Regions from separate parts of the Homo sapiens genome. Here region 2 is linked to region 1. Evidence: chromatin loops called from intact Hi-C (ENCODE). Cell type or tissue: mesothelial cell of epicardium. All regions are shown on one strand. Links, peaks and the distances in the headings refer to the core of each region. The heading gives the core; the rest is flanking DNA. Region 1 overlaps TREM1 (triggering receptor expressed on myeloid cells 1). Region 2 holds the start of NCR2 (natural cytotoxicity triggering receptor 2).

Region 1 (9,085 bases), core at 256-8,255:
CCCCTCTCCCTGGTTATAACAACCAAAAATGTCTAGATATTGTCCAGTGTTTCAGGGAGAGTTGTGGCGGGGAGCAAAAATTGCTCCCCAGTGGAGAACCACTGCTGTGACTCCGTGACATCAAAAATAGGAGGGGGCATTTCTTGGCTCAGGTAACTGGGAAGTACAAGGGGTGCTCCTTTGGAGCACAGCTGAGTCCATGACTCAGATAACGTGGGTTTTTTTCTCTCTTTCTTTCTCTCCCCTCCACTATCCCCCTCTTCCTTCCTCCCACTCACTTTCTGCCTGTTTAGCCATTCTCGGGCAGCCTATTCCTACGTGGTAGAAAGTTTCACATAATAAAGTTTCACATCTCATTGACCTGTGAATCCCAGCAAGAAGCATTTCCATTAATGGCTACAGCAGTCTCAGGGAGGACTCTGATTGGTCCAGCTCAGCCATGTGCTCCTTCCTAAACCAATCAGCCTGGCAGGGAGATGGGGTACTTTGTGTATGTGTGTGTGTGTGTGTGTGTTTTTTTTTTTAACAGAGTCTTGCCCTGTGGCCCAGGCTGGAGTGCAGTGTTGTGATCTTGGCTCACTGTAACCTCCACCTCCCGGGTTCAAGTGATTCTCCCACCTCAGCCTCCCATGTATCTGGGACTACAGGTGTGCACCACCATGCCTGGCTAATTTTTTTGTATTTTTAGTAGAGGCAAGGTTTCACCATGTTGGCCAGGCTGGTCTCGAACTCCCGACCTCAGGTGATCTGACCTCCTCATCCTCCCAAAGTGTGGGATTACATGCGTGAGCCACTGTGCCTGGCCCCGAGATGGGGTACTTGGATTGGCAAATCCTGTGTCCTGTGCCCATCCTTGAGAATGTGGGCTGCCCCAACAGTAGAGCCACACAGGATCGTTCCCTTGGAAAGGGGTGCTCTGCTACCCAAGGAAGGGAAAAAGGAGTGCCAGGCAGTCAGATATCCATGCCCATCATGCCCTCCAGACGGCTTCCTCACTGTTTGTCCAAAGGTCTTTTGAGCTGATCTCCTTGCCCTGACTTAGATGAAGTTCCTCAAGGTGTCCTTGGAGCCACTCTCTGCTAGCACCGTGTCTTTGCGTTCACTTTTTATGTCATACGCCCTTGTAATCGATCCCTCCCACCATGCTGCAGCCACTCGTGGTCTTAGTACAATATCCCATGTTCTGTCTCCAGGCAGGCAGTTTCTTCCTCTCAAAGTCAGTCTTCCTCTTCTGATCATTTATGAAATTTGATCCTCATGCACCATATGCAGTCTCTTATAGTAAAAAACCTACTCACAGTGGAAAGATCTGAGGTCTAGTGCTGGCTTGCAGGGCAAGTTGTATTTTCTCTGGAGGCCTCAAGAACCTCATCTGAAATATGGGTGGTTGGACAAGAAAAACAGGGGGCTCCTCTCCTTTTTCCCCACTCAGAGAGAGAAAAATAATTCCTCACAGAACCCATTCTCTTTCCCTGCTTATAGAACTCCGAGCTGCAACTAAATTAACTGAGGAAAAGTATGAACTGAAAGAGGGGCAGACCCTGGATGTGAAATGTGACTACACGCTAGAGAAGTTTGCCAGCAGCCAGAAAGCTTGGCAGATAATAAGGGACGGAGAGATGCCCAAGACCCTGGCATGCACAGAGAGGCCTTCAAAGAATTCCCATCCAGTCCAAGTGGGGAGGATCATACTAGAAGACTACCATGATCATGGTTTACTGCGCGTCCGAATGGTCAACCTTCAAGTGGAAGATTCTGGACTGTATCAGTGTGTGATCTACCAGCCTCCCAAGGAGCCTCACATGCTGTTCGATCGCATCCGCTTGGTGGTGACCAAGGGTGAGTGGCCTGGGACTTGGGGGGAAAGAAGGGCCAGGTGAGGAAAGGGGCAGTGGTGGTAGCATCAGCAGAGCTGGGGTTCAGGATTCCCAGCAGTCTGTCTTCCTCCCAGGACCTCTTTATCTCTCATCTAAGGTCCAGTAGTAAGTAGAACCTTCCATGCATGAGATTCTCCTTGGATAGCACAGCCTAATTTTGGGTGCTGTGGTAGGAATTGGGGTACAATTAAGGTGAGTGGTAGATTTGGGATAATTTAGTCCCATTCTTTGTTCTCCACTTAGAAGTCATGTCCTGACTCCCCCTCCCAAGGATGCGTTTGGTGGCATGCCTGTGTGCTTCTGAAGCAGCCCCTCTCACATCTTTCTGTGGGCACAGACCACCTGGGGATCTTATTTCAAATGCACACTCCAACTGAATGGGTACAGGGGTCTGCATCTCTATTGATCTCCCAGGTGATGCCAATGCTGATGGTCCATGGCTCCCATTTTGGGGGAGCAAGTCTCCAGAGCTCATTTTGTGTCCCCTTGTACACAACTCTACTCACTGGATAGGAGAGGGGGGTTTACTTATCTGTACCCTATTCATTTCAGAACTGCTTGAGGGAAGCACCTGTGCCTTCCTGGGCTCTGCACCCCTAGCAAATAATGTAGTTTCTGACACAAAGTAGGCCCTCAGGAGATGTTGCATTAAGGAATGAATTATGGAAGACAGAGGAAAGGGAAGCAGGCTCAAGTTCCCAGCACCTGGGGAATTCTAAGCCTGAGGAAGACAAGGTGCACACACAATATATTAATAAAAGATAACTTTTAAAGCAATATGCCATAAGCCAGGTGAACGAAAGGCAGAGTGAATCAAGTAAGCCTGGAATTATTCTTGGAGAAGGTTGGGGCACAAGAATTGGTGAAGAACAGAAGGCAAGTTCATTTCCAACAGTACGAATGACAAAAAATTCCTTTCTTCTTCTCTCTTTCTGCTCTCCCTCACTTCCTGCCCTTTTTTTCTTCTTTCCTTTTTTCGATTTCTGACTCAGGTTGACTCCACAGTATTTCTTTGGCTTTAGCAAAGGAAAACTTTGCATTTGGGCCATGCTCATTTCCCTCCTCAGCTTCATTTACCGTACCACCTACCCGTCCATCAACTCATCCACATTTTCATCCATACATCCATACATCCATTCACCCACCCATCCACCCATTCATCATCCATCTGTCCATCCATCCATCCAATGTGTCTTCTTGCAGGTTTTTCAGGGACCCCTGGCTCCAATGAGAATTCTACCCAGAATGTGTATAAGATTCCTCCTACCACCACTAAGGCCTTGTGCCCACTCTATACCAGCCCCAGAACTGTGACCCAAGCTCCACCCAAGTCAACTGCCGATGTCTCCACTCCTGACTCTGAAATCAACCTTACAAATGTGACAGATATCATCAGGTATAGTTTCCAGGTCCCTGGGCCCCTGGTTTGGACACTGAGCCCTTTGTTTCCCAGTCTGTGTGCTGAGAGGATGTGAAAGTGAGGGAAAGGGGAGGGTGGGGCAGGAGAAGACTTGAGTCACATTAGTCTGGGTAGAAATGTCCAGGGGAAGAAGGAAGTGGTGATGGAGAATAGGGGAGGCTCTCAGCCAGGCTGTCCTTCTCCCCAGTTCACCTTCTTTGTTTCCTTGCAACCTGAGTATTAAAGAGAGGGAAATGGCATCTTCCCCAAGTTCCAGTGGAGCTCATCCAACCCCAGGGGCCTGATGGGCAGTGGGAAAGCACTCTGAGTGAGGGGCCCTGGATCTAGTGTTGGCCTGACTAACTGAATGTGACTTTGGGTGAGTCAGGAACCCTCTCTGGCTTTAGCTTCTTTGACAATTCAGTAGGCATGGTAGAAACCCAAAGCTGGAAGACATTGTCCACCTAATAACTCTCAGCAGGAGCTGGAGCTGGGGCTAAATGCAGTATTGGTTTTTGCCTTATTGTTTTTTAAATAACATTGTTGCATGTGCCCAATTATAGATAAATAGAATCAGAATTTTTGCAGATGAGGTCCCTCTCAGTATTTTTAATAAGATGTTTAGGAGATTTCTAATGTGTAGGCAAACTTAAGAACCACTAACTTAGCAATTTCACACCTCTTTACAGTTATTAAATGTTGATTTATATTAGAATGTGTTTATCATTAAATACTGAATTATCAGGATGGAAATACTTTTCCACATCACCACTAGTCTAACATGTCTTTTTTCTCATATTCTCTTCTAGTCTTTATTCATGTTTATACATATTTTAATATGGCAGTAAGTCTAATTATACATGTTTTTATTCTTTTCCTTGCTGAAATTATTCTTTGATGCTGCTACCTAAATTTCATAAATATAATTTCAATGAGTGCATATTTTTCTATCAATTGGGAAAGCCATAACTTACATAACCATTGGCCTGTTCTTAGACATTGATATAGTGTTGATAACTCTGAGATAAACATATTCTTGCAGATATATTTTTCTTCTTTTAAATAATTAACTCGAAATTTCCATGAGATAATTTAAACACTGATATCATTTTGTATACAAATAGCATCTACCAATGGTCTTCCAAAAGATTGGAAACAATTTGCAGTGTGATCCATTAAGCATAAATAAAGCAGTGTCATGGCAGGCTTACAGACACGGATTTAGTCTTTTAAATCATTAAATAGTGTGAGTTAAATCACATTCCTGCTAAAACAAATGTGAACTGGTGCCTGCTCTAATTTCTCTATGAGTGTAGACTCCACCTCCATATGGGTAGTGGCAGTGCCTTTTTCCCCATTATGTTGTTTGGGGAACAAAGTGCTCATTAAACTTCTGTGGAATAAATCAAACGAATGATCTACTAAGAGTCAATTTTTTTTTTTCCTCTACTTTCATTTTGCAATACATAAGTTAAGAGAACATAATCTTTGCCCATATTCTTACTTTTACCGGAAGGAGGGCCTTAAGTGTAAGCTGTCCAGGTTCTGGGCCTTTTAATCAAAGTATTGGAGAAGACGCACAAAGTAACAAAGGAATGAAGCAGTGAAAGCAGGAATTTATTTAAGCGAGAAAGCGCTCCCCAGGGTAGAAGTGGCCCCACGCAAGTGGCTCAAGGGCCAAGTTACAAAGTTTTCTGGGTTTTAAGTACTCCACGTGAAGTTCCTCCCAGTTACCCCTTATCTGGATGAAGCATTTGGTTTGTGGCTAACTAAAGGCTAAGGTGAATTGGCGCCCTCTGTGGGTAAAGGGATGGTCGTCTCTGCTTGGCTCAGGGCCAATCTAAGACACTCTCCCTTTCCAGCTGAGACGTGGTGGAAGGGGGAGGGCTGTAGGGAGAGTAGCCTTTGATTCTTTGCTGCTGGGGCATGGGGAGATGGGGTTTTTCCTTTTGTTTTAGCTTTAGAAAGTTTATGTTAATTGGCCTTAGGTTCCCTGACCCCAGCCCCAGGAGTTTTCCTTTTGATCCAGCTATGGGAAGTCAGCACGAATCCATCCTAGATTTCTTGCCCCTAGACCTTGGTGTTGCTCCATGATTCAGCATGAATTGGTCTTACGTTCCTGCCTCCAGACCCTATTCTCCTGCCTTGCTGCTAGAGACTGCATCTCTCTTTTATCTGTTAACTTTATCTATCATCTAATATGAACTATCCTTTCAGCCAAAATCCAGTCTGGAAAGTGGAATCCACACTAGCTGTTTGAAAAGAAGAAGCTTTTTTTCTTTTTCTTTTCTTTTTTTTTTTGAGACACGGTCTCACTCTGTCAATCAGGCTGGAGTGGAGTGGCACGATCATGGCTCACTGTAGCCTCAACCTCCTCCCACCTTTGCCTCCCAAGTAGCTGGGACCACAGGTGCATACCACCAGGACAGCTAATACTTTTTATTATTTTTGTAGAGATGGGGGTCTCCCTGTGTTGCCCAGGCTGATCTCGAATTCTTGGGATCAAGTGATCCTCCCACCTCGGCCTCCCAAAGTGCTGGGATTACAAGTGTGAGCCACCACATCCAGCCATGAAACGAAGGAATTTAATGCAGGGAATTGTTTGCCCAGGTGATGGAAGAGCTGAGACGCTATCCTGGGGATGGAGAGGCACTGCAGAGGTAGCCACTATCACCCTATCTCTAGGTAGTTTCCCCAGAAGCAAGCTGTAAAGTCTTGTTAAAATGTTTTAGGACTAGGTGTTGTGGCTCACACATATAATCCCAGCACTTTGGCAGGCTGAGGTGGGAGAATCACTTGAGCCCAGGAATTTGAGATTAGCTTGGGCAACATAGCAAGACTCCGTCTTTACAAAAAAATAATAAAAAAATTAGCAGGGCATGGTGGCATGCACCCATGGTCCCAGCTACTCGGGAGGCTGAGGCAGGAGGATCACTTGAGCCTGGGAGATCAAGGCTTCAGTGAGCTGTGATCAAGCCACTGTACTCCAGCCTGGGCAACAGAGCAAGATCCTGCTCTCTTTCTCTCTAAAAAAAAAAAAAAAAAAAAAAGACAAAAAGAAAAATGTTTTAGGAAGTGATTTCTGGCAAAGCCATTGAGGAAGTGGGACCAGGAAGGGAAGGAAGCCAAGCAAGCGTGTCATAACCAAGGGGTATCTCACAGGATAACTCTGGCTCAGTCTTGTTAAGGAGCTCTGGGGACTCCTGGGTCACATTTGGAGTTGTCCCTATAAGGGGCAGTAACTGAGCAAGGGCAGCTCTAACCAAGGCCAAGCACATGAATTCCTGGCCCTTCAGGGGGTTGGTAGCTTGTGTGCAGCCTCGAAAAAAATGCAGATGGTGGCCTGTTGGGAGTGGACATGCCCCAGGAGTTCAGCATAGGAAAATGGTAAAGCACTCAGAGTGGATAATGCAGAGCACTGGCAGGAGAGACTTGGGGAGGAGGTGCAGTGAGCAGAGCCCGGAAGCCAGGACATTCAGGTTGCAGCACTGGAATCGGGGCAGATGCTGAGGATGCTGAGTGCGCCACCATGTGAGGGGTGAGAGAGATGCTGGCTCCCTGCCCCTTGCTGCCTGTCTCTCTGCCCCATCCCTGCCCCCGTCTCTGCCCCCTGTCCCCCACCAGTTGCTGAACTCGACCAGTCAGGCTTGGGAATGTAGTCCCCTGTGCTACAAGTCAGGGCCCTTGAATGGGGGTGGATTTCAGGCAAATAGGCAGTTTTCTGCTTTCTAGCTCCTTTACGCCGTTTCCCTCTTTGCTAGTTTGTGCATGTGGTTTTAAGTTTTGTATAGGTGGGTGTGTTGATTTTAAATCAATTGCTTTGCTTTATTCCTTAATGTGTTTGATTCTATTTCCTGGTGACTTTTCTTGGATTGTTTTTTTTTTATTTTATTTAAATGTTTAGTCCGGGGGAAGATTTATTCTGCTACATGCTATAAACTGTAGAAAAGCCTACACCGTTACCATGTTGCTGTCCAGATACTGCAAGACTATTTACTAAATGATCCTCCTGCCTCTCCAAGTAGCTGGGACCATGGGTGCATGCTACCACGTCCGGCTTATCCACTGGACCTCTGATTTCCTTAGACATTATGTTCCTGCATAGCACTGGCTCTGCATCTGGCCTTTGTGTTCCATTGCCATCTGTCTGTCCCTGTGTCTTACCATGCCACATCCTTGTGCTCTCATCTGCTTGCATGTCTGCTGATGGAACTGGCCAAGTGCCCTCACTCCTTTGCATCTTTTTATTATGATACCTATTGATGTTTACCCAGAAACCTTAGAATCATTTCGCCAAAATCTATAAAATTCATGATGAGATTTTCACTACGGGTGGATTCTTCTCGGTTTATAGGTGAGGAAACCGAGCTAAAGAGGTGAGATGACCATCCCAGTAGGCAGGGTACGGTACTGAGAATAGAGAGCGGGTTTCCTGGCCAGAGTCCTCTCTCCCTACCACATCACAGGGAGGAGGATGGGCTGATCAGCCCGACTGTCTCCCTCCAGTGCCTCTCCTGGACAGGGACCTATACTCTCCACTGAATTGTTTCTAATCAGTAGTTTTTGGCAATGAGACAGACTGAAAAGCACAGGGTCAGGCAGTGCGGGAAAGGTGGAGCAAGGATCTAAGCAGAGGAGAGTGGGACATGAAGGCATTTTCTAGAGGGAACATGTGCGTGTGGGAGAGACTTTGCCAGCAGTAGCGTTCAGCCTCTTGTCTCCCGCAGGGTTCCGGTGTTCAACATTGTCATTCTCCTGGCTGGTGGATTCCTGAGTAAGAGCCTGGTCTTCTCTGTCCTGTTTGCTGTCACGCTGAGGTCATTTGTACCCTAGGCCCACGAACCCACGAGAATGTCCTCTGACTTCCAGCCACATCCATCTGGCAGTTGTGCCAAGGGAGGAGGGAGGAGGTAAAAGGCAGGGAGTTAATAACATGAATTAAATCTGTAATCACCGGCTATTTCTAAAGTCAGCGTCTCACCTTCCTGCCCACTGCCCTCGTTCCTCTAATAATCTTGGGTGGGCATTTGTGCCTCAGAAAAGAAGTTACAGCCCCAAACATGCTTGGTCCTTCATTCCACCAGCCACTTGGGGTTGGCATGAAATACAGACAGCTCAATGCTTTTCACCGTAATTCTCTTGTGGGGGCTGTGACATGCAGAAGGCACACCTGATACTTCTCCTGCTCAGTTTTGCCCTGGACCATACAATTTTGGCCTGACCTGGACAGAGCTCCCACTACAGAAGCATCCTGCTCGCCCCATGCTGGGACTTCCTCTTTCTAGCATCAGACACTTGGGTTTCATGCTTATGTGTGGTTCTTTCCAACACTCCCAGAAAAGGGTGTTGAAGATTGTGGAACCTGGAGAAATAAGACATCGTGGTGAGAAAGTGCATCCTTCTCAGAGAAAAGAGTTAAACTGAGTATCTTCTTCTGGGGAAATACTGGCAGGCCGAGATGGGATCCATAGGAGAGCAACAACAGACCATGTCAGACATCCTGTGTGCATTTATCGCTGGATCCTGAAAATAGCCCCGTGAAGGCAGAAATGTATGTGACTAGAACGAGGCCACATGAATAAGCCACTGCCCACTGGCAGGAGTGAAAACTGAAGCGCTCCTTACCTGAAGGACCCCAAAACCATATAGAATAGAATAACCAGGAGTTCCGCCTGTGTCTAAATGCCTCTTTTCCTGTATCACACAAGGGTCAGGGATGGTGGAGTAAAAGCTCTCCCCCTGGGAGGCTTCTGGAGGCTGTCCCCATGTGCTTGCCTAGTTCCCCACTCTGCCCTCCTCCTCTTCTCTC
Region 2 (9,085 bases), core at 479-8,478, 53 kb before region 1:
AGAAAAGTGCTCATTTGTCACATTATAATCCTTAAAAACGGAAAGACAGGGTGTTTGTTTGAAGGGTGCATATTGGCATTTAATATGGAGAACTGCAATTTCCCTTCTAGCTTTGTACTTAGTTTTAACTGAGGAATGACAAAACGTTATGGGTATACCGTTAAGCCACTACATCAATCACCTTTAGGCACACTTTCAAATGAACAATGTATACAGTTTTTATAAATTTTTCCCTATGTGATATTTGTTCTGATTGTATTCATTAAAATGTAATTTTATGTTTGTCAAATTTAATAAATGTTGGGCTTGTACTTTATATATCTTTTTCTTATTTTTCTAGTAATTTTTTTTTACTGTATTTTACAAAAAAAATTACTCATGTGAATTGCAGATTTTTTTTTAGAAGGTCCTCTTCCACAGGAACTGTGGGTAGCTCTGCTCTGAGCAGGAGTTTGGCACACTTTCTGTAAAGGGTCAGGGATGAGCCATGTGGTCTCTGTCACAGCTGCTCAATTTTGCTGTCACAGCATGAAAAGGGCCACAGACAATAGGTAATTGAGTGGGCATGGCTGTGTTCCAAAAAATAACTCCACTTATAGGCACTGAAATTTGAATTTCCTGTATGTCACAAAATATTGTTTTTCTTTTGATTTTTTTTCACTCATTCTTAGTTTTTTTCACTCATTCTTAGTCCCCGATCTGGACTATGAGGGATACCCATAGTATCTTGGTATCTAGACTACCCAGATACCACTGGCTCTACATGGTGGGGGCAGCCAGTGGATGCACCTTTCCTGGGCACCTACTATGTACCAAAGATGCCGGGTGGTCCTGCCCTCCTGTAGCAGGGTCATATAGGCTGACTGGTCAGCATGCTCACCGGGTCTGTTTCAGCATCTCTCAGGAGGCCCAGGCTGCAGGCTTGGGAGTCATGCAGACTGTGAGATGGCTGCTCTTGTGCACATATGAGTTCCCCCTGCACCTGTTCCCAACAGCCTTCCCAGGAGACTGGGGCGTGGGCATGGGTGGCTTCCACGATTGGGAAACCAGGGGTGATGGAGGCACCAAAAGGGGGTGAGGGGCACCCCTCTGAGGACCCTAGGGAAAGAGCTCACCTGGAGATACCACCAGATAGAATCTGACGGACTTAGAGACAGAGTTGTCAGAAGGGCGGTAGATTCTACACCAGTAATGTCCTGAGTCTTCCTCTCTCAGATCAGTCATGGTGACAGTGAAGAAGCCAGCATCAGGGTCGTCCCAGATTGTGAATCGAGAGGTCCAAGCCATCGTCCTGGGCTTGGAGCTGGTGACTAACCTGATGCACACAAGTGCTGAAGCCTCCTTACACCAGCCTTTCTTCTCGTAGAGACTGCCCGTGGGCGGGTACTGGCATCTCACGGTTAGCGTCTGCCCTGCCACACTTTGAAGTACCTGAGCCTTGGATTGTGCCTGAGAGCCTGGAGAATGATGAAGTAACGCATAGGTCAAGGCCACGCGCACAACCTGCCTCACAGCAGGCCTCTGGCCACAGAGCCACCTGCTCCCTGACCCTGCTGTCCTGACAGTCCCCACCACACCCATCTCCTCTGCTCCCTGGGCTCCTCCTCCCCCTCACCTGGGAACAGCAGCAGCAGCAGTAGCAGTGGGTGTAGGGCTCGCCAGGCCATGTGGTCCTTTTCCTGTGCGCTCATGGGAGGGGACACCTGGAGAAGACTGGGGAGAGGGAATTGGGAGCTGGGCCTGATTCTGCTGCTCTTCCAGCACGTCTGATAGAAAAATGAGACAGGCTGAGGCCTGGGTTGGGGAGATGGGAGACTGCAAAGGGCAGATTCTGTGGGCACAGGGAAGTGGGGATCTCCAGCTGTAGGTGAGTCTGGGTCTGGTGGGCTCGGCGCTGTCTGGCACACAGCTTCCCAGGCCTCTGTAGAAGATGCCTGCTCTCCCCTGTGCCCAGCTGCCCCTCCCCACCATGACCTACCCCTGAGGGAGGAGCTGAAAAGGCCAGGAGGAAACTGTGGGCGAGTTATGGACTGCTTCCCCCTTGCTCCCTCTGTGTGCTGCCTCTCTTCTTTGCAGGGCCCTAGCTTTGCCGCCCTTTCCAGGGAAAGGCAGGCTGAGGGTGGATGACAAACTCAGGGGCACTTGGAACCCTGATCACAAGCCCCAAGCCTCACTGGTCACAGGATGGCCAGGGACGTCATGCCCAGGCCTCCATGGTGGGTCAGTGATGTGCTTCCACTCTGGGAGTTTCGTGGGTGCGGGAAAGGAGAGGGGAGAGGAGGTGGAGATTCAAAACCAGCAAGGGAGGCTAGGGAGGGTCCCTGGCAAAGGTCGGGGAGGGGAGGGTGGGAAGAGCACACGGAGCATGGGATGCATCAGTGGGGTGGGGTAGAGGGAGCCCAGGAACCAGGACCTGGCCTCATCTCTGCATCCTGGACCTCTGCCACTTAAGGACCCTGGAGAAATATTGTTTAATTAAAACATAAACAGATGAAAGACTCTAGCATATTTTTCTTTAGTTAATGTCAGCACTTTGAAGATTCAGTTTTAAAATACGATGCAATTTACAAAGAGAACGAGCTAATATATCTTAGGACTGGTAGAGACACTGTGTGTAATTGCAGTTGCACCACTGGGGGCTCTGCTGGACTGGCGATCTGCTGCCGGGAGCTCTGTGAACAGAGGTAATAACTGAGACGGGAATTGGAACTTGTCAAGTGGACTCGATTCCAAGTCCACTGCTTTGCCTGCCCCTGGACTCCTGCTCTCCACTCCATCTCAGTACACTGCCCTTCTCCTTACAGTAGGAGTATGCAGAGACTGAGAATGGGAAAGGCAGAGGGGTATGCAAAAGGAGGACACAGTAGGGCTATCAGATGTTGGCGCCCAAGGGCCCAAGGTGGGAAAGCAGGCTGGAGCTCCAGAGCTAGAAGACAGCTCAGGGAGCGATGCCCGCCACTCACTCACACAAGCATTATTTACAAAGCATTCTCATGCACACTTTCTCAAGACCCTCAGCAGGTTCGCGAGGGAGACATTACTTCTCTTTTTCACAGATGTGAGAACTGAGGCCCAGATATGGTCAGCCACCTGCTCAGAGTCACACAGGACCAGAACAGGCCTCCTGACTTCGGTCTGGAGCCTTCCGGCTGGTCTGGTTGAAATGCGACCCACAGACATGACAGGAAACCAGGGGTGAGAAAGAGGCTCCCACTGAATTGCACACACAGGCGGAGGTGAGCTTTTAGGGGGTTTCCTCGCCGACAGTGGGGCCCAGCTTCTCCCTGAACATAATTACATACCAAATCAGGGTGGGGGCATCCTCCCGAGGGGGAGGAAGGCGGCCCTGTCCTCAGATGGCACCGAGGCACGTCACCGTGTGTGTGTGTGTGTGTGTGTGTGTGTGTGTGTGTGTGTCAGCAACTGTGTTCCCATGCTGACTTTCCCCTTCTCTGACCCCTGCTGACTCTAAGTGACAGCTCCTTCTTGTAGCTTACAAGAGCACCCCTTGCTATGTGCCACTAGCTGTGTGTCTCTTCAGCCTGCAGCCAGCTCTGTATCGTTCTCTGCTGTGTCAGAGTGTGTCGTCTCTCCCCAGGGGACAGGAGCTCTCAAAGCGGGGAATCTGCCCCTCTCTCTGTGTTGTGGCTTCCCCACCTGTGTGAGTGGGGTGGGCACCCTCCACATAGACTTGGGGCCTTGAGCACCCTAGGGGGAGGCCCCTGCTGGAACCATCTGCACGCTCAGCTTCCTCTGGCATCTGGGACCTGGGGGCAGGGAAGCCTGGGCTTAGGCAGCCCCTCATCCAGGCTGGGACTGGCCCTGCTCCCTGGGGACCCACAACAGCCCTTGTCACAAGTTGAATTTCTGCAGGAGGGACTGGGGCAGGTAGCTGTGGTGGGATCTGGGGCCCTTTCAGAAGTCTCTTGAAGAGCTAGGGATAGTGCCTCCCCCTTGGCACGATCAGAGCAGGGCACAGCAAAGTCCTGTCAAAGAGCCTGGGGTTCTGGGGGATTCTGGGTTCCCTGCCCACCCTCTGAGAAGGTCCCTCAGAGAACTTGGGAACCTCAGCAACCTCCTCTCCCAAACTCATTGTCACACACACTCACAGGAACCCAGAGAAGGAGCTGGGAGAGCTGGAGACTTCATGTACTTGCTTTTCTAGCAAGGCCCAGTCTAGCCTGCAACAGTGGCTCCGAGCCTGGGTAGGTCCATGGGAAGGGAGGGCTGGCCTCTGATGCAGAAATGGGGAAAGCAGGGAGCCGTAGAGGTCTGGAGGTGATCCCCAAAACGCAGCACAGGGCTAAGCTAGGCTGGGCAGGGGTGAAGGGGTAGCTGTAAATTTCCCCCATGATAGAACCAGAAGTAGCAGGGACAAAAGGGAATTTCTCTCAGTGCTGATTTCACAACTGAGGGAGATGAGGTCCAGAGAAGGCAAGTAGCCTTTCCACAGTCACTCAGCTATTTCAGGGCCAAACCAGGACTAGCACCCAGGCCTCCTCTCTCCTGACCTGGTGCTCCTCCTGGGCTCAGAGATTCTCCATGGGCACTTCCTTACTCTTCATCCAGGCTTGCCTTTTGCAGATCCAAGGAGTCTTCTCCCTGAACCCCAACAAGTCTGCTTATACCTCTGACCCCAATGGCTCTCTGCCCCAGCTCCAGCAGGATCCTTCAGTCATCAATTGCCCTGACAGGGTTATTCCTGCTCCCATGACAATGGTCCCATAACAATGGCCCTTCCTGGTCCCAGGATGCCAGGTTCAAAGCATCTGGTCTCAGAGCAGCTTTTTCCCTGCCAGAGAGGTCAGAGGGACCTGAGCTACTGCCCACACAAGGCTGCAGTCTGGGCGCACAGCTCCCTCACAGGAAGTTCAGGGTGGGTCAGGCACAGAACCAGGCTTCCACCCTAAGCACCCTGCGGGAGGCCTGGGCTCAGGGAGTGCAGGAAGCAGCCATCTCCCCAGCTGGGTTCTCCCTGCTTCTTCTCCTTCCTTACTCCATGGAACCAACCCCATCCTCCAACCCCCTCACCCCGTTCAGCCGCCCCCAGGGCCCCGGTCTCTGTGCTGCCTGGTGCTGTCAGCCCTTCATGTGCTCCCGAGCTGCAGGCTGGAGCAGGGGGAGTATGGCTGGGTTTGGCCTGGGGCCAGAGAGGAGGAGCGAAATGGAGCACAGTGGGGACAGCTGTGCTGGTAAAGGTGGTCAGCCTCAGAAGATGAGACAAAAATCAGGGGTAGGGTTAGAAAATTATGTTTAACATCGATTTCAATATCCTTTGGCCGTCATCTCTGTTTGCTCATTTGCTTATTACAGGCCAATCAAGATCCTTGCCTTTAAACTCTCAGGCCCTCACCCAAGTGCACCCACACTCACACAGACACTCACTCCCTCCTTCAGCACTCCCTCCTTCAGCAGACCACTCTGCTCCATAGAAACCAGCCCCAAGTTAGGGGGTGACAGAGCTGGAGAAGGGCAGTCCTGGAGAGGAGCAGGGCCAGGCGGTGCACACACTTCACGAACACCCTGGGGGCAGCAGCTATGGAGGTCTCTGAAGGCTTCAGCTCAGCACAGGCCGAGGGGCGATGCTCAGCTCTTGCCACTCTGGGACAGCTGAGATAATGAGTAAGGAAGGGGCCATCCAGTGCCTGCAGAAGACACCTACCAGTACCTAAATCCCTGCTGTGGTGGGACCCTCCCACATTGCTGTCCCCAGCCCCTCTGGAACACTCCCTGTGCATCTGATCCAACGCCCCAAACAGGGGAGACCAAACCCAGTTCAGCCTCTTTGCCCAACCTGAGAATCTTCCTCCTCCATGATCTCCCCTCTTGCTTTAATTTCCCTAAATCACTCAGTCACCACCACGGCCAGCTCCGGCTCCCCTCTGTCCCCGCTCTGTTCTGCCAAGTTCAGGCTGCCCAGCTCAAACACGTATCTGCACATCTGCCCTTAGCTGACTCCTCCCTTCAGCCTCCACCTTCTCAGGGGCTCCTGTGGACAGCTCCTGGGGGAATTCTCCCTGTGCAGCATCTTGACAGGGCCCCAGCCCTTACTCTCTCCGAAGCCTACTGGAGATCACTCTGCAGGGAATGCATTGCAGGTTCCACAAGGCCTGGCCCGGTGTGGTATCCCATCTCTGCCACCTCCATTTCAAATGCACTTCTGCAAGCCAAGAGAAGGCCCTACTGTCTGGAAAAGTAGGCCTTCTTCCTTCTGTGCTTAGATTCTAACGGGGAACATGGAGGGAAGAAAGGGTCGGTGTGGCCCACTGGACCCCCTGGCATTCTCTCTTCCAGCCCCCTATCTTTGTAAATGGAAGAAAATAAATAAATAAAAAAAAGATAAATCCAAGTTAAACAAGAAAAGTGGCCACCGATACGTTTGATTTCCGAGTGTTAAAAACAAAATAAGAAAAATTAGAATGTCAGAAGTAGAAGCCTCAACAGCTCAAAATACCAACATGAGAATATTCCCTCAATTCATCTATGCATTAATACTATTTGACAATCAAGTATCTCATACATTTGAGAAAAATTAATAGCATGAAGGTAAACCATCAATACAAGCACACAGAACACCTGAATTTAGAATTAATGTCAATAATTCATGAAATGGATGAGCAACTTTCAATAATTGAAATAAACATTCTCAGAGATATTTGCAAGAATGTCTTATCTCCTTATTCATCAGATATTTACAGATTAAAACAAATTGCAATATTTATTCATTAATTTGACAAATATTTTAAAAGCTTGTCCTACTCTCTTGGCAAGGGTGTGGAGAAGTGGGTGTTATGTTCAAAGTGGGAATAGAAACTGTTCAGCATTTCTGAATGCAAATAATAAGGATCTAAGATGTTTAATATGTGCATTCCTTGACTTGTCAATTCCATTTCAAGGATTCACCCATCCTTGAGAAATACACACACAGGCACAAAAGGAGATTTACAAAGACGCTCATCACTGATTGTTTATAATAATGATCTCCACAGGGGAATTAATAACATAACTTCTGGTCCACGTCTTCTATACAGCACCATGTAAAGGTTAAAAAAGAATACAGCTTGTGTGCAAATGTAGCTAGATCTCCAAACATCTTGTTAAATTTAATAATTGCTGCAGAATGACATGTATGGTATAATCCCACTTATATACAGTAAACTGAACTCAAAATGGTTTGTCTGTGCACATAAACCTCTTATCTGTACAAACACAGAAATTTTCTGTTTGTGAAAAGCTATACATCAAACTAATAATAGCAGTCTTTTGGGGCAATAACTATGATGAATGTTGGGGAAGAAGTGGTGAAGGGAACTTTATCTGTAGTCTGTTGCAATGTTTGTTCCTTTACCCAGCTTTAGTAAGGTATAACTGACCAATAAAAATTGTATATTTTTAGTGTATTACAAGATGCTTGGATATATGTATACATGGTGGAATGATTAAATCACGCTGATTTAACATATCCATCACCTCACATACTTATCTTTTTTTGTGGTGTAAACATTTAAGATCTACTCTCTTAGTCCTTTTTTTTTTTTTTTGAGACGGAGTCTCGCTCTGTCGCTCAGGCTGGAGTGCAGTGGCGTGATCTCAGCTCACTGCAAGCTCTGCCTCCCGGGTTCACACCATTCTCCCGCCTCAGCCTCCTGAGTAGCTTGGACTACAGGGCCTGCCACCATGCCTGGCTAATTTTGTTTTTGTATTTTTAGCAGTTTTGTTTTTGTATTTTTAGTAGAAACGGGGTTTCACTGTGTTAGCCGGGAGGGTCTCGATCTCCTGACCTCATGATCCGCCCGCCTCAGCCTCCCAAAGTGCTGGGATTACAGGTGTGAGCCACCGTGCCTGGCCCTCTCTTAGTACTTTACAAGTACACAATATATTATTATTAACTGTAGTCACCACGCTGTATAATAGATCTCCAGAACTTATTCATCCTGTCTAACTGAAACTTTGTACACTTCGACCAACATCTGCAATGTTTGTTTTTAATAAAAAGTCTTTATATATATATACATATATATGTTGATTGTGTAATGAATATAATATTTAAAATATTGTATTAAAAAGCGTTTTATTTTTATTTTTTGAGATGGAGTCTCGCTCTGTTGCCCAGGTGGGAGTTCAGTGACACGATCTCGGTTCACCGCAACCTCCGCCTCCTGGGTTCAAATGATTCTCCTGCTTCAGCCTCCTGAGAAGCTGGGATTAGAGGCGCCCGCCACCACACCTGGCTAATTTTTGTATTTTTGGTAGAGACGGGGTTTCACCATGTTGGCCAGACTGGTCTTGAACTCCTGACTTCAAGTGATCTGCCCACTTGGCCTCCCAAAGTGCTGAGATTACAGGCGTGAGCCACTGTGCCTGGCCAAAAAGGGAGGTGGAATGAAAAAAATGGGCAAAGCAGAGGACCCAGTGACTTTGGATCCTGGGGCCAACATTGGTGGGGCATGTGGGTGGTGGCCCCAGGACAGGTCATGAACCATGGCTTTCCTGTGCCTAAGGTAAGGGGCTTCTCCGAAAGACTCTGAGGCAATACACTTGGAAATGAAAGTGTAAGGGAATAAGTGAGAACACAATATACAGGAGATGAGCCTGCAGAGAGGGTAATTAAACAAACTTGCCACTAGGCAATGTGGGCAGGAGAAGAGCTGCTGAAGACTGCTAGGGGAGCTAGTAAAGGAGTGATCAACAGTCTGTTGGGTTCTGGCACAGCCAAGGTCCTGGGGCTGCAGGCAAGTCTGCAGAAAGGGTCCCACAGTGGAGCAGAAGGGTCATTGCCAGGCTCTGTTCAGCCCCTGGGGACATTTCCCCAAGACCCTCTAGGGCCACTGACCTGAGTCTGGGCTTGTCCAGCTGCCTTCAGACGCATCCTGTGCTTTCCAGCGGCCCTTGTCATTGCTGTTTGTGGGATCCAAGGTAGGGGCTGCCTCCAAGCATTTGTCATGGGGACTCCAGGGCAGACCAGTGCCTGTGTGGCAAGGTACATTCATCTTAGGCCAATTCATCCAGCCCATCTACCCAGAGCCATTAGGAGTGCACCTAGGACGCAGGCTGAAGTGAATCTCAATCCCATCATTTGCAATAT

The links. Peaks named below come from ENCODE experiments on the same cell type or tissue, not always from the same donor. Only the 100,000 strongest peaks of a DNase experiment are listed, where the experiment ranks them.
Region 2: a loop joins it to region 1, with 26 times the contacts of the local background. A loop is called at or near these places in 3 of 110 quality-filtered maps.

Annotation. Positions count from the first base shown.
Region 1 is chr6:41,275,149-41,284,233 of GRCh38, reverse strand. It overlaps TREM1 (triggering receptor expressed on myeloid cells 1), which reads left to right. Exons shown (of 4, transcript NM_018643.5): 2 at 1,483-1,839; 3 at 3,081-3,273; 4 at 8,004-9,085. The coding sequence ends at 8,109. Among named protein-coding and RNA genes, the nearest start is that of TREM1, 7.0 kb to the left of the region's middle. In mesothelial cell of epicardium, for the core only: no CTCF peak of the experiment used is centred there; a DNase peak (open chromatin) is centred at 5,103.
Region 2 is chr6:41,328,459-41,337,543 of GRCh38, reverse strand. It overlaps NCR2 (natural cytotoxicity triggering receptor 2), which reads right to left and starts at 1,936. Exons shown (of 5, transcript NM_004828.4): 1 at 1,616-1,936; 2 at 1,116-1,457. The coding sequence starts at 1,667. RefSeq lists an enhancer at 3,189-3,318. In mesothelial cell of epicardium, for the core only: no CTCF peak of the experiment used is centred there; DNase peaks (open chromatin) are centred at 5,099, 5,778 and 5,998.